Regions from separate parts of the Homo sapiens genome. Here region 2 is linked to region 1. Evidence: chromatin loops called from intact Hi-C (ENCODE). Cell type or tissue: heart left ventricle. All regions are shown on one strand.

Region 1 (8,000 bases):
CCTCAGCTTCCTCCAGCGGCACAACCCCACCTCAAAACACAAAGAGAGTCTGACTATCCTGGCAAGACTTAAAAGTCCAAATAAGAAAAAGTAGAAATAAATGAAAAGCCTGTTCTTACTATTCTACCAGAAAACAGAAAGTGGAACTCATTAACAGTCTTTATTCTTTCATTTACCGAACTGTGTCAAACTCTGCATCTGGCACTGTAAGCCCTTGAAATGAAGAAAATAAACATGCAAGACGGTAAGTAATAGCTCATCCCTAGAAGGCTCACATGGGAAAACCCATGGAAGGTGAATGTGTAACATGGAGGCGATGAAGGCTAGAATCCCCATCCACAGTCCACAGACAGACAAAGCAATATTGCCCCTCCATGAGCCCTTTCCTCCCCAGCTCCTCCTCAGGGAGCCAGCGCCTCACTCCACTGCTTCTCACTTCTTACCTAGTGTTCCGCTCCATCTGATAATTAGAGCTGGGAAAGACTGGTTTGACTGGTTTGACTATTTGGGGTTCACCCAGTAACCCACATGCTTTAGGCCCTTTCAAGTTCCTGCAGAGGCTGCTTTCCGGCACAGAGGAGGATTTCAGAGTGACCGCGCCGCTTGAATATAAATGCAAGTTAATACAGTGCCCCAGTGTGTCTATTAACTGGGCTAAAGATTTACATTTTGAGGTTGAACTTTCCCTCTCTATTAAACCATTAATTTCATAGGCTGGGCAAGGAGAAAACTCCCAGGCATACAGACAAGGTGACCTCCGTGCTGCCCACAGTAAAAGACTTCCTCCAATAACTAGTGTTTTCTTCTAGCTTGAATCTTCTGTACAGATACGTTTTCAAAACTCGGCAAAGTCACTATTATGACCATGACCAGCCTAGAAATAAAAACCCACTTGGGCTGCGTCATTACATCTTACAGTAAATACTATTTTGCTTAGCTCTGAACAAGAAATCTTCCCTGAGTTTTCCCAGGTAATAATGCACTAGGTTTAAAGGATAATCATGAAAAAAATAACGTTTAAGGCTTTCCATAAATAAACCTCAAAAATATCATATAAAGAGAAAAGCTGTCGCTCTGTAACAAAGGCCTAGGACTTTTGCCAACCTTGTTAGAATAATGATGCAGAAATTGGGGGCCACGTTTTTCACACTTACAAAGAAATAAAACTGGCATACGAGTGATCACCGGCACAAGGTGCCTTGCACCCCAAAAATGATCCGGCTTCCTCTGTGTTTCCTGGTCTCCTGCTGATCACTCCTTGCATGAAGTCCTGTGCCTATGAACACCTAATAAATATTCACTGATGATGACAACTTATATCTTCCCTGAGACTGGGACAATACCCTGGCCTGTCTGATGTCACTGGCATCACGCCACCCAAATCGCAAGTGCAAGCAGCAGGTGGGCGCTGGAGCAATAAAGGAGTGTGTGTGGCCACAGGAGGGACACTGCGGGGCCCTTCCCTGCCCGAAACCACCACAGCCTGCCAGCCGCCAACGGGGACGGGAGGAAGGTTCCTCCGGAGCTTCCACCAGGGGATTCAGCACTTCAACCTGCCTGGAGAATTTCATTAGAATCTCAGAAGCTGAGAAATTATTTCAACACGATAGTTCACAATGCAGAGATGCACATTTATCATCTTTTACATTTAAAATATTTTATTGGAGGGGTGTGAGAGGAATTTCCATAAGTATATATAATCTCTGATTTTTAAAAATTTCAAGTATGGAAAAGTACCAAATAACTTATATTCAGCAGTTCTGATAAGAACCTAGTATCTTATTTTTTATAAGCAGATTATTTTGTTAGAGAGTATTATAGTAACTCACTTTCCCCTTAGAAATTCTCCCTGCTTATAGATGTTAGCTAAGCTCCATTAGCACAAAAGGTTGCCTGTCTTTTTTCTCTGAAGATAAAAACATCCTGCTCATAGTTTTAAACTCTTTGACAAACAACAACAAAAGCCCTAAACTTCTCTGTGCAGTGGCATCCTGATGAAATCTAACTGGAAAACGATAAAGCGACAGAAATCCCAGGCTTTGAGATATTTTTAATTGCCAATTTTCCTCTTGCACTGAGGCATTAATCCTTGAAGAATAGAAAGTAGACTTGCCAATAACCCAGCAGAGAAGGGGCATGGGAGTAAGAGAAGGAAGGAAGCACATAATGGTGGGAGAACTCCCCCTCTCCCCCCAGAAGCCTCTGTTGAATCCACCCCTGTCCCCACCCTGCCTGCCCTCCTGGGCCTCCCCGCCTTGTAACTGGAAGCCAGCCGAGAGCAGCATTGGTATTCAAATTAGTCTGCCAATCTCTGCCTGGCACAGCTCTTGGTGGCCTGTCAGTACATGGCTGGAAGACAAGGTACCAGATCTTAGATCTGGGGAGATCCAGCCAGATTTCAAACCCACCCAGGATATGTGTCATCAGCCTATCCACGGGATGTCTTGAGGCGGAAAGTGTTTTCTTCTCCATCGTCTTTATTTTTATTAAAACAAAACAAACAAACAAAAAAACCCAAGAAGACAATGCATCTCCAACAGAGATTTAAAAAGACAGAGGAAGGGGGCTATGCAGAGTCAAGCGAGGCACTCAGCACTAAACATCGGTTTCCATGGGAACGAGAGCTGCTTTGTGGAGCTCCGGCAACTTCCCACTCGCTCTCCCCCATAGAACTGGGACCACAGTCTCTGGCATTGTATTTGTGTGGCCAACTTTTCTTTTTTCTCGTTCACTCCCCCTGCCTCTCCCCAGCAACAACCCCCATCGCCACACAAGCAAAAAGGAGAGGAGTGCTCAGAGGTCTGGCTGGATTCAATCACAAAGCATAAAAGGACCCAGCAACGGGGAGCCCCCACGCTGCCCGAAAGACCCTGCCATCCTTTCGTCTCTTGTCTCATTTTTCATCCCCTCTTCAAGCAGCTCATGAGGACTATTTCTTAACTCTTTACCTGCATAACACACAATCATTGTGTATCAGTTTTAAATTACATTTTCATATGCCTAAAATGCTCTGGGCACATGGGAATTTTTTTTTTTTTTTTTGACACAGTCTCCCTCTGTCGCCCAGGCTGGAGTGCAGTGGCCCGATCTCGGCTCACTGCAACCTCCGCTTTCTGGGTTCAAGCCATTCTCCTGTCTCAGCCTCTGGAGTAGCTAGAACTACAGGCGCATGCCACGACACCTGGCTATTTTTTTTTTTTTTAAAGTACAGATGGGGTTTCACCATATTGGTCAGGCTGGTCTTGAACTCCTGACCTCAGGTGATCCACCCACCTCAGACTCCCAAAGTGCTGGGATCAACAGGCGTGAGCCACCGTACCTGGCCAGATATTTTTTTTTAATAGTAATAACCTAAATAGAAAATAGTCAGTGTTGAGAGAAGCATGATTTTAAAGCAAACTTAGTAAATAGTCAAAATGTTGATGTATTCTGTTGGGGTGCATGTGCACGTGTATATACGCTAGAGGGAGGGTGACAGAGAGGAACTTTTAGAGGGTCATTCCTGCCTACCTTTGATGAGGGGGTGTAGTTCAGTGTTCAAACACTGTGAGGTCAGGTGAAAATCCGAAGTTCATCTTCTCTATTTAACTGAATACCTTTAATTTGGTGGTGTTTTTTTTCTAATTTATTTTTACTTTTAAATTTAAAAAGGGAAATATTTATGAATCTATTACTCAGAAGCTGCCCTGCAAAACATTTTAACACATAAATCCTCATCATTTTGCTAAGTGTTAGAACTTTTTTTTTAATGAAAGAAAAGGCATATTTTTTAACACTGTTCATAAATCACCACTAAAATATTTAGTACTACAAGTTTTTGAGGTTTCAAAGGCACTCCTTTCTTTAAAAGGTTTACAGAATGCTTCAAAGTCTACCCAGGCAAAAACTCCCTTGTCATTCACAGGCAAGCTTTCAGATTCAAAGACGTTTGCATTTTGTTTGTAAGTATTTATTTAGGAGATCTGCAATTCATTTTCTTTTGCAAGATGAAAATGTCAATTTTCATCATTTAAATTCAAACTTGTAAAAAAAAGTTCAGCCTATTTATGTGTAACTGAGCTGCAATCTTACCATTTTGAAAGGTTTCTTGGACTATACGGCATGAAAGGAGTTATTAAAGATTGAAAGCCATTTAGAGCTTTGGTGAATAAGAAATATGATTTGTCCATCAAAGCTAGAAATCATTTTTAAATCCATCTCTTCCCTCATTCACCTCCCTCATGAATATAATGCCTTTTTATCACAAAGATGTTAGGACATTGGCATCGGTGTTGATTCTTTGACATCCTCCCAACTCACCTGTTCTGTCCTCCCCCATAGAATTGTTCAAGATCCACTTAAAACATTATTTCTCAAAATGTGAAGCAGATGCAAACCCTGGGCTTGTTGCTTTACTTCCTGGGTCACTATTACATACTCTCCTCCCTTTCCTCCTCTCCCCCAACTCCCCTCCCTTCCCGTCCTTCCCAGAAAGAGGCATTGAGTCAGGATGCTCTGAAGACCAGAGCAGATCAGTAACTAGCAATAATTGATAGTAACTGGTAAAGGGCTTCTCCCACACCCACTGGAAATGAACCTTCATTTTCGCTATTCTTCAGTTCCAAATGTTTCCCACTGCCCTGTCAAAGACACAGACGGTGCGTTTTTCCCTGTAGAGCACCTCCCTTGACCCTGCTCCTGCAGACCTTGGTCTGTGCTTGTCCAGTGAGAGCCGCACCTCCGTGGGGATTCCATGCTAGTGTGGGAAGGCAGGTTAAGGGAGGGCTGCACACACGATGATTGTTGTTAAAAGCACCAGTGTGTTCCCTAGAGGATTTGAAGGGGGAGCAATGGAAGCGTGCCCCTCCTCCTTCTGTCTCCAGGAAGAAAGGCTTCCCCTGGCTTAGAGTGCTCTAGGGCGCTGGGTCCCCTCAGGGTCTTCCTTCTGTGTTCTATGTTCAACCTTCCATCCCCACACCCCAACCCCAGGCCCTGCCAGTTCCCAGCACTGGCCCTGTTCTCCCGGTTACAGGAAAGGCGTCCCAGTCCAGTCCCCAAGAGAGGGTTCTTGGACCTCCCACAAGAAAGAATTTGGGATGAGTCCATACAGGAAAGTGAAAGCAAGTTTATTAAGAAAGTAAAGGAAATAAAGACTGGCTACTCCATAAGCAGAGCAGCAGCATAGGCTGCTCAACTGATTATACTTCTTGACTATAGACTTCTTGATTATATGCTAAACAAGGGGTGGATTATTCATGAGTTTTCCAGGAAACGGCTGGGCAATTCCCAGAACTGAGGGTTCCTCCCCTTTTTAGGCCATATAGGGTAACTTCCTGACATTGCTATGGCATTTGTAAACTGTCATGGCGCTAGAGGGAGTGTCTTTTAGCATGCTAATGCATTATAATTAGTGTATAATGAGCAGTGAGGACGACCAGCTGTCACTTTTGTCACCATTTTGGTTTTGGTGGGTTTTAGCCAGCTTCTTTACCACATGCTGTTTTATCAGCAGGGTCTTTGTGACCTGTACCCTGTGCTGACCTCCTATCTCATCCTGTGACTAAGAATGCCTTAATCTCTTGGGAATGCAGCCCAGTAGGTGTCAGCCTGATTTTACCCAGCCCCCGTTCAAGATGGAGTCGCTCTGGTTCAATCACCTTTGACACCCCTGCCTTGAAACATGGGTAGGTCTCTTGAAGTCCCAAAAAGGTTTTCGCTGGGCTCCACTGCATCTTCTATTTACCTTCTCTAGTCACACATCATAAAAATCATCCCAGAGAAACATCGTTGCCACCAGGGAGTCTCACACTCTCAGGTCCTGGCATTGGAAGGCAGCTGGAGGTTAGCAGAGCCATCCTTCTTTCCTTCCCCTCAGGATAAAATCTTGAGTGGGTGGCCTGAAGTCACATTGCCTGCTCCCTCTCTTTTTCCCTCAGCCTCTGTGGCCTCACTCCCACTCCTACCAGTGCACAAAACCATGTTCCTGAAGGTCTTCATTCTGTTGCCCCCATTACACATCAGAAGCACTTTGCTTTTGTGTTTCCATGATGCTGACATTTTCTGTTGCTTCCCCTACCTCTTTCCCTGATCCTGTTTCCTTTCCTAAGTCCTCATCTCCTTCCTTCTTTCTTCTGTTTTTGCCCTCTGGCCTCACCTCTGCTCATTTAATTTCAACTCCAAGTCCGCATCAGTTAACAAACCTCATCTTTCCTTAAACCTCCTCAGCTTCCCTTCCATACATGCCAATTGCAGCTTCTCCAGGTGAGACATTCCTCACCCACACCTGCATTATTAAAAAGGCCTCCCAACAGGTGAATTCTAAATTCAAAAGTTCAATGGGTTCTAAACAGGAGGCTGACCTAAAGAATGCAAGAATATATGGTCTTTAAGAATAGGGACTATCTTACTCAACTTGAATTTTTAGTCATGCCCAGCACATCATAGAGCCACAAGAAACCCAGGGAAATCCTAGGTTTAGTGGACTCTAAAAGGCATACACGCATTCATTCAAAACTACTCGTCATGTCACTACTGACCAATAGAGACACAGTAGCAAAACACATCAAATGGAGTTTCTACAATTTTTGAAACTCCCAGTCGAATGGAGGCAAAGATATTAAACCAATAATCATTAAAGTAATGAATCATAATAAAATACAAGGTAAAAGCACAAGGTGCAGTGGAAATCGGTAACAGCTGTGGGGAGCACAAAAGCCACCCTTGAGGAGCCTGGGTGGGACCTGAAGAGTTCCGGGGGTGAGTGGGCTGGGTGGGCTATGGGAGCAGCCTTTTGGACGGGGGCTGGAAAGCACCTGGTGGACTAAGGTTTGGAAAACCCGCTGTGAGGCTGAGGGATGATGATAAAGTGAGGCTGTGGTGCAAGGGGAGAGGCCTCGGTCTTCCAGGGAAAGTCGGACTTCACCTAGAACAGAGGGACTCCATGAGACACAGTGCATGATGGTACCTTCCAAGCTCGTTCCTGTGGATTTGGGGTGGGCCACACCACTTCTCTATATTTGCTGCCACAACCTTAAAATCTTCACAATAAATGTAGCGAAACTTAGGGATGACTGGTTGGAATGCAAAGGGTTTGACTTTGTCTGGCTCTGTGTCGCCACCCAAATCTCATCTCGAACTGTAAGCAGGGGAGGGGTCTGGTGGGAGGTGATTGGGTCATGGAGGCGGACTTCCTCCTTGCTGTTCTCATGGTAGTAAGTTCTCATGAGACCCGATGGTTTAAAAGTGTGTGGCACTTTCCCCCGCACACTCTCTCTCCTGTCACCATGGAAAGAAGGTGCCTGCTTCCCCTTTGCCTCCCACCATTGTCAAGCTTCCTGAGGCCTCCCTAGCCATGCTTCTGTGCAGCCTGTGGAACTGTGAGCCAATCCAACCTCTTTTCTTCATAAATTACCCAGTCTCAGGTAGTTCTTTACGGCAGTATAAGAATAGACTGACACAGGCTTGAAATAAGAAAATATTTTACTTTCCCGTTCCACTAACAGGGCAAGTTAACATTGCTATCTAAGACGATCACAGAGGCCAGGCGAGAAGGGGACAACCTTGCACCTGAGCCCTGGGTGATGACGCACACAGAGTTCATGGTGACAAGTCCGTCTGTCTGTGAATTCGTTCAGATCTGACAGCGTCAGGCGTGTCATGGACAGGACAGCCCCAACCCCGTGAGAATCATTTCCTCTTGGGCCTTGGGGAAACAATCCTTTCAAGAAGCAGCTTCTTGAAGCTTGGAAAACATCTAATCAGTGCGGCAGTATGGCAGCAAGACTTCTTGAACAGGGGGCCCCCAGAGCTTTCTGACAATACATTCCGGAGATGCACCTGAGAACCCCTTTGAAAGACAGCACAATTTGACATCCACATTTTGTGACCATGACCTCAAAAACAGGTTCACTCTTACCATTAAAAAAAATGGGGAAAAAAAGCCCTGCTTTACACCTAACTCCTGCACCTACCACCCATAAGTTAATAAATAGAAGATGGCAATATTTTACTTTGACCCCTCA
Region 2 (8,000 bases), 180 kb after region 1:
AACAACAATAACAAACTGCAAACCAAATTTGACAAGAACAGAATCATAACAAGAGGTTGCTATCACTCTCCATTAAAACTCTAGCTAAAAGCAAAGCTAGGAAATTGGGTGGAATGAGGTTTATTCAAGATTGACATTAAGATATTTGTAAGTCAGCAAAATGGGCACCATCCTTACTTAGCCTTTTTAGCCCACTTAATAGCCTACAGTACTAACTATGACGAGAAGCTAACAGACAACACATCTGTAAGAAGGCTTTCTCAGTCAGTATGACTAAGGTGAGAGGGTCCTCAATCCTGCATTGTATGTCTGTTCCAGAGATTCTATTTGATTCCGTGATATTTGTTTTCCCCTACAATCTCAAATCCTGGAGGAGTCAGAGTCCCCTGCCATAGATGGCAATGGGTTTTTTTCTCCCTGGAAAAATGTTTCTAGTCCCCTTTGAATAAGTAATACCTAGCTGGGTTCAGAGTTGACTCTACCTTCTCAATGTTCTACACATCATCAAGAGCTAGGTAAGATTTCTCAGGGACGCATCCCCTGGTACTATCTGGGACCTTTAAATAACTCTATGGCTCAGTAAACTAATCTATGTCCAAATAAACCAAATGATGGCTATCCAACCAAGTTCTTCATCGACTTTGGCCTGTATACAGCAGACAAGGACTACCATTTTATCATTTTCCAGGGAGAAAAAAAACTAATGGAGGATTAGTTCCACTGGGGGAGACTAGTGTGGCCAGTGTCAAAACACAATACAGTGTAAGTACTCTACTGCTCAGCTTGCCTCTTTAGAGAGAGTCCTACTGGTCCAGGGGAACCAGCATTTATCTTAGTGAAAGCCCCTACCTTACATATTAAGTTCAGAGGTCTCCAGGCCCTAGGAGAACTGTCTAACACTAGCTACCCAACAACTTCCACTTGAAGATTAGCAGCCTCAGGTAGTAGAAAGTAGTAGAAAACAAAGACTTCCCCGAAGCTACAGTGTGAGTCACAGGAAGCACCAGAACAATGTCTGATGCACAGTGGGGCCTATTTCAGAGTAGCTTAGAAGTAAGAAGAGAACATTTATAATCTGTTTGGCCATGGTGTAACCATTCTGAACTATTTTCTTTTTTTTTCCCTTTTTTTTTTTTTTTTTTTTTTTGAGACAGAGTCTCGCTCTGTCACCGAGGCTGGAGTGCTATGGTGCAATCTCGGCTCAATGCAACCACTGCCTCCTGGGTTCAAACGATTCTCCTGCCTCAACCTCCCAAGTAGCTGGGACTACAGGCATGCGTCGCCATGCCCGGCTAATTTTTGTATTTTTAGTAGAGATGATGTTTTGTTGTGTTGGCTAGGCTGGTCTTGAACTCCTGACCTCAGGTGATCTGCCCACCTCGGCCTCCCAAAGTGCTGGGACTACAAGTGCAAGCCACCATACCAGGCCTCATTCTGAGCTATTTTCTAAACAATTTTTTAGATCCCTGGGTCTCATGGATGTTAAAGACATTCTCACTATAAACTCAGGCAAACCCATTGCCAGACATTACTGCACAGCAATAGGTACACCACATTAAAGCCATACTACAAATCTACACCAAAACTTTGAAAAAGTAGAAAAGTACATTTGTATGTGTCTATGATCCACTTTGTGTTTGGAAATTTACTATTGAAAGAGAAAGGTTCAAAGCTGAAACATTAGCTGCCCAAGGACTCATGCATGGCTAGGAATTGCATCTGTCCAGTGAGCTTCAGCTTGGGTGCATTTGTGCAAAGGCAGAACTGCAGTGATGCAAACACTCCCAACCACACACATGTAAAATCTGTGTTTGTTCCAATAATCATCCTCAAGGTCACATATTTTTCATGTGTAAATTAGGAACTCAATTTTGAAAATTTGGCCCAGCGTCTCTGCAAATTGTTCCTTCTTTGTCATTGAGAATGTCACAGCTGTTCTTGTCAGAAAGAAGACAAAGAACAGAAAGACAGTCTATTTAATCTTCATTCACTGACCTTCCATGTAAAAAGGAAAGAAACATAGAAAGGAAAGAGGAAAAAGAGAACTGTTTTTCCTTGCAGGTTTATTCCTGTACTCTCATCCATGATATGATATGCTCTCATATCAGCCCAGTTCTTGACAGCCACAAAGCCCTACTTAATGATCTAAACCAAGGGTCTGCCCCACCTGAGAAAAAGGCTTGGCCATTTTCTCTTGAAGTGATACCACCTACGGAAGTCTGGCAAAGTGACTTTTAACAATTTTGCTAGACTGAGCTAAACACAGAAACGTGGATAACAGGCTGTTTTGAGCACGCTTGTGCTACTAATTTTAATGGCTGTACAAGAACAAACCTGTTAGAAAAGAAACACAACGGCTTTTGCTAAACCTTTCCAGATCTACCCTTTGCTCCTATCTTCTTTCATCTTTGCTTCTGTCTTCATTCTGCTCCTTGTCTCGTGCCCTCTGGAGTGCCTGTTCTTTCTGGCCCTGGTTCTTTCAGGAGCTGCTGACTGATGAGACTTCTGTACTCCTTGAACAACTAAACAGTTTCATCCCACCCTTCCTGCAGCCAGTGAGGATGTTTGCAAAAACCCAAACAGCCTGGGGAGGTGTCAGGAAGTGAACCGAAGAAGGCATGCTGTTTATAGGCCAGAAACATTGCTGAGATTTTATTCTGGGTTGGTTGTTTGGATTGTAAAGAGAATACAGCCCCTCCCAGGGAAACGCTGACTGTCTACAGGCTATCATTCGGAGAAACCACCTCTGTAATGTCTGGCCACAAGCCTCAGGGGGCCCACGAAAGGAGACGAATGATGAAAGGATAGCAAAAATAATTGCTTACCTAGTATAGGGTAAAAGAGAAACAAGGAAAAATTTAGAACACACTTTACAAACTCTCTTAAATACTGGGACTTGCCAAATGCTTTGCTTACTGAGATATTGGAGACTTACATAGTTTGAAAATGTTGTAGAACTTTCATTGCCTTAAAACTAAAGAAAACAAAGATACGTGCTATAGAAAACCATCCTGGGAGCATTTGGCGGCACATAAGAGATAAAGAAGCCCAAAAAACAGTCAAAGAACACTGATACTACTTTGAGTGATGAGTGGATGGAAGGTTTATATTGCCCTTATGGGATAAAATAGAGAAGCGCCTTATGAAGATGAGAAAACGGATTATAGATATTTTAGAGCTAAATAATGCCTTAGACATCACCTAGATGAACTCTCAGGCTTTCTATATTAATTATATTGGGGAAAGATCATCCAAGATCATCCAGGATAAGCCATCCTTTGCTTCAAGGATTAGGCTGAATGAGACTGAGGAACTGAGAATAAGTCAGGAGAGAGAGGCAGTGTTTCCCATGACAGACAGTAAGTAAAGTCATAAACAGAGGAAGATCCATCATGTATCAGGTGGAGAGAAGGAAGAGCTTGGGGCCAGGTCTAGAGTCATGGAGGATGCCATCCAGGATACGTCATAAAAAAATTCATTCAATTTGAGTATTCTTTTCAGAGTCCTTTACCTTTATTTAAACTATTTATTGTAAAGTCATTACAGAAGACTCAAAATAACTTTAGAACTCTCACAATTGGACTAACCTGGCTATTATTTTTAAAGGAAAAGGCTTCATCCACTAGCACCAAAAATGACTTTTAATACAACTAAATGCCAACAAGAATTTCATCTGGGAGAAATCATCTTCTTAAGTAGCCAAGAGTCCAAACAGTGGGGCCAAGAAGAACCAGAGACAGGTGGTCATCTCTACCTTGGTGTAGGTTGCTGCTTCAGGGAAGAATGGAACTTGCCCCTTAAACTCATGCCTCCTATCCTCAATAGAAGCAGCACTCCTCTAATTCATCTTTGCTCCAACCCACTTTCACCACATGACCGGAGAGTGCTGAACTCCAAGATTAAAGAGCTTCCCATGAAAGTGAGATGATGAGACAAGCAGACACAACTGCATGGCTATCCACACCTTGGTCTTCCTTCTGGTCCAAACCTGCTGACAGAGGAACACAGGAGGCCACGTGCACCCCTGGCCCTCACACTTGGGACTCTCTGCCTTTCAGAACAATTTGAGCTCCGAGGCTTCTAGTTTTTGCTTTCAAAGAGAAAACTAGAAGCAGAAAATATCCAACCTCAAACAGCTTATGTCACTGTGAAATAGTACTCTACGGAAATAAAATAGCTTGAGGACTTTGAAAAAATATCCAAAGGTTCTTACAAAGATGGTGTCAAACAATTCTTGAACATGTTAAGGCCAAAGCACTTGTAAACATTCTGGCCTTAGAATATGCTGTGGATTCAAGATAATTCTGCCTTAAACACTGGGCTACTTCCCTTTCTTTAAATTGGATTCAGAAAATAGCATTTATTCTCTTTTAAACATTGTTGGTTTCCCTCTCAAGTCATGCTTACAAGATTCAAACTCAGAAAAAAATCACCCCAAGTTCAACTTTCTGAGTTGACTTTATGAGCTAGTAATCCATCACCGGTTCATTATTAAATCATAACCAAAATGAACATTAGTGAGTCTCCCTTTCCACAATGCCCTAAGAGGCATACAACAAAGGTGATTGCAATTCTCTGGGATGTGACTTGGGTTCACACTGGTGTTACTGACCTTCCGCAGGGTCTGTTGCATTAAAAACATTGAGCTTCTTTTTTATTTTTTATTTTATTTTATTTTATTTTTGAGATGGAGTCTCACTCTGTTGCCCAGGCTGGAGTGCAGTGGCGCGATCTCGGCTCACTGCAACCTCTGCCTCCGGGGTTCATGCCATTCTCCTGCCTCAGCCTCCCGAGTAGCTGGGACTACAGGCGCCTGCCAACAGCCTGGCTAACTTTTTTGTATTTTTAGTAGAGACGGGGTTTCACCATGTTAGCCAGGATGGTCTCCATCTCCTGACCTTGTGATCGGCCTGCCTTGGTCTCCCAAAGTGTGAGCTTCTTTACATATCAAAAATGTTCACACATTAATAGGCTAACAAAATAGATTTTGGCCCTATAGTTGTTATAGGCTAAGCTATATTTCTCCTTCCCGCAAATTCATATTTTGAGGCCCTAACCCCCAGTACCTCAGAAGGTGAGCGTATTTGGAGACAGGGTATTAAAGAGGTAATTATGTTAAAATGAGGTCCTACGTGAGGTCCCTAGTCCAATCCAACTGGAATCCTTATAGGAAGAGGAGGTTAGGACACAGACAGAGAGACAGCAGATCCTTGTGCACAGAAGGGTGACTGTGTGAAGAGGCAGGAAGAATGCAGTCATTTAAAAACCTAGGAGAGGCCAGGCGTGGTGGTTCACGCCTGTTATCTCAACACTCTGGGAAGCCGAGGTGGGCGAATCACCTGAGATCAGGAGTTCAAGACCAGCATGGCCAACATGATGAAACCCCGTCTCTACAAAAATACAAAAATTAGCCAGGCATGATGGCAGGTGCCTGTAATCCTAGCTATTCGGGAGCCTGAGGCAGGCGAATAGCAAGATTCCAAAAAAAAAAAGACCTAGGAGAGCATCCGCAAAGGAAACCGATTCTTCCAGCATCTTGGTCTTGGGCTGTCTGCATCCAAAACTGAAAAATAAAGTACTGTTGTTTAAGCCACCCAGTTTACAGTATTTAGTCATGGCAGTCCTAGGAAACTAATTCACTTAGTCATCTCCCACATGTAAGAAGGTTTGGGAGATCTCATTCCATCAACCAAATTCCCCAATTCCATTAATCATATTCAATGGTATGGTTGGACCCCATTAATCTATATTCTATTTGCCAGCTTGTTTCATGTTAATCCTTCAGGATCAAGACTCATCTAACTTGGTGCATACTCTGAGCCTGAAAATATAGAAGAGGGTTGTTCATTGGAATTTTCAAGGAAAGTGGAGGCAGAAAGTGAGCTGACCCTCTCAACTCAAAGAAAAAAATGAAATGAGGAAAACTGATCACAGGAGCACTTCATTCCTCTTGTCTCTTTGTCTCTTTTCCTCGTTTTCCTTTCTTCCTCCATGTCTTCAACTGCAAAATGAATATTATAAGCCCTAGTTCAAAGTTGATGGAAGAATGGGTGAACTAATACGCTTGACTGCCTCTGCAATGACAGAGGAGAAGAAAATGCAGTGGGTGAGGGGGTGTAAAAAGGACGAGGGACAGAGGAGACAGACAGCTCACGTTTATGGGCTCTCACTGTGAGTCAAAAACCATCCTAAACACTCTACATGAACCCTCTCACTCAAAGCTCATGATAACTGGGTGGGGTAGAAGCACTGCTCCTTGCATGCATCTTTCTTCCAACCCACTTTCACCACGTGACCAGAGAGTGCTAATTTCCAAGATTAAAGATCTCCCTGGGAAAGTGAGATGATGAGATAAGGAGAAACAGAACTGCATGGCTATCCCTACCTTGGCCTTCATCACTAACTTCATTTCACAAGTGAATCTGCTAACATTTCAAGAGAGGGTAATTTGCTACCTAGTTCACATTGCTAGTAAGCAACAGATCTGAGAGAAAAAACTTCAAAACCCAACTGGTAAACTACGATGGTTGTTTCCAAGTTTGAACTTTCCTATTCTAGCTATAAATTCATGCTAATTCTGCATAGTGGTTTGATGCTGCTGTTCATAGGCAATGGAGACAGGAGTTTTTAATGTACATGAGTACACATCACCTTCTTCTTGATCTATGGAAAAGGCAAAGAATAATTGACGGGAAAAAAGAAAAACAGGACGGCAGAGAGATGGAGACCCATCCCCCTGAGCAAAGTGCTGCACTGCCAAGTACCAGGTGGTGTGCAGTTTTGAGGCACTGGAAAGGAAAAATGCAGAGAGAGTGAGAGTTTCAGGGAGCAGCTGCTCTCCCTGTGGAGGATACCGAGAGGGGCAGAAATGGGGAGAAAGAAGTGTAAAAGATTCCTGCTGTGCATCAAGAATGTACTCCCAACCACCCTCCTGATATTTCCTTGACAGATGAAGTGAAATATTTGAATTGCTTTACATGACTTTTTTATTCTAAGTTGTGTTTATTTGAGCTGATAATGAGAAAATATTGGAGCCATGGTGCCCAGTTATACTTGGGTAACATTTTCTGTGTTGTTTTCCACAGAAATGAAACATGGATATAACCTCAAATATCTAACTTTCTTGCAATTAAAGTATTTTAGTGGATATTTATAGAACACATTGGAAAAGAAGAAAATTTATAGGATAACATCTTTTCAATACATAAAAGGCTAGGAAACCAGTGTGTGGCTCTATATAGGAGGTTGGATTGGAGGGTAATTGACATTTCCTAATCTGCCAAGGTTATGGAAGTACAAGTCTTCAACTTCGGAAAAAAGATGTCTTCTACTTCCAGCTCCTGTTATCAGTGGCCCTATCGCCACCCTCTGTGCCCTTTTCTGTTTATTTGCGGGAGTCACTGAACCTCTAGATTATACTTTTAGAAGTATGCAAAAGTAAAGTAAAGGTTTACCATGGAGGATGGTGGTTTTTTCCTCCAATCAATCATTTAACGAATATTTATTCAGCACCTACCGTGTGCCAGGCACTCTGCTATATCCTTGGGATGCAGTGGTGAGTAAAACAAGTAAGGGCCCTGCATTCCTGTGAGCTGACAGTCAAGGAAGAAGGAAGACAGTGAGCAACCAGAGTGACTGGCTGTGTACTCGTAAGTGCTGGGGAAGAAAACTAGTCAACTATTGGAAACAACCGGCAACCGCAGGGAGAGACTATTAGCTTCAGCAATCAGAGAAGTGTTCCCTAAAGAATCAGCAACTTCACTGACCCAAAGGAAGGATGACCAGGGAGTAAGTAGGTGAAGAAAGGAAAAGAGAGCAATTTGGGAGGGGAAAAAAATCAGAATCAGTCTCAGAATGTTCACATAGAAAGAGCCTGGGGTGGCCAAAGGCCCCTGCACCCCACTCCCCAACTCACTCAGCTTCACTTCCTTGCCTCGCGTTCTCTCCTTAACTCACTCCAAATGTTTTCCACCTCTCACTTTTTGGCCATCTCAGCATCA

What was found. Hi-C counts contacts between places; a loop is a spot of excess contacts. Peaks named below come from ENCODE experiments on the same cell type or tissue, not always from the same donor. Only the 100,000 strongest peaks of a DNase experiment are listed, where the experiment ranks them.
Region 2: it touches region 1 in a loop (2.9-fold over the local background); 5 of 110 quality-filtered maps call a loop at or near these places.

The regions. Positions count from the first base shown.
Region 1 is chr6:163,938,506-163,946,505 of GRCh38, reverse strand. All of the region lies in intron 4 of LOC105378102 (a long non-coding RNA gene), which reads right to left. Among named protein-coding and RNA genes, the nearest start is that of QKI, 530 kb to the right of the region's middle. RefSeq lists enhancers at 946-1,446, 1,447-1,948, 2,846-3,499, 5,084-5,775. In heart left ventricle, no CTCF peak of the experiment used is centred here; DNase peaks (open chromatin) are centred at 2,257 and 4,975; H3K4me3 peaks cover 1,802 bases; H3K27ac peaks cover 3,126 bases.
Region 2 is chr6:163,759,345-163,767,344 of GRCh38, reverse strand. It overlaps LOC124901499 (a long non-coding RNA gene), which reads right to left. Exons shown (of 2, transcript XR_007059932.1): 2 at 6,969-8,000. Among named protein-coding and RNA genes, the nearest start is that of QKI, 350 kb to the right of the region's middle. In heart left ventricle, no CTCF peak of the experiment used is centred here; no DNase peak of the experiment used is centred here; H3K27ac peaks cover 1,954 bases.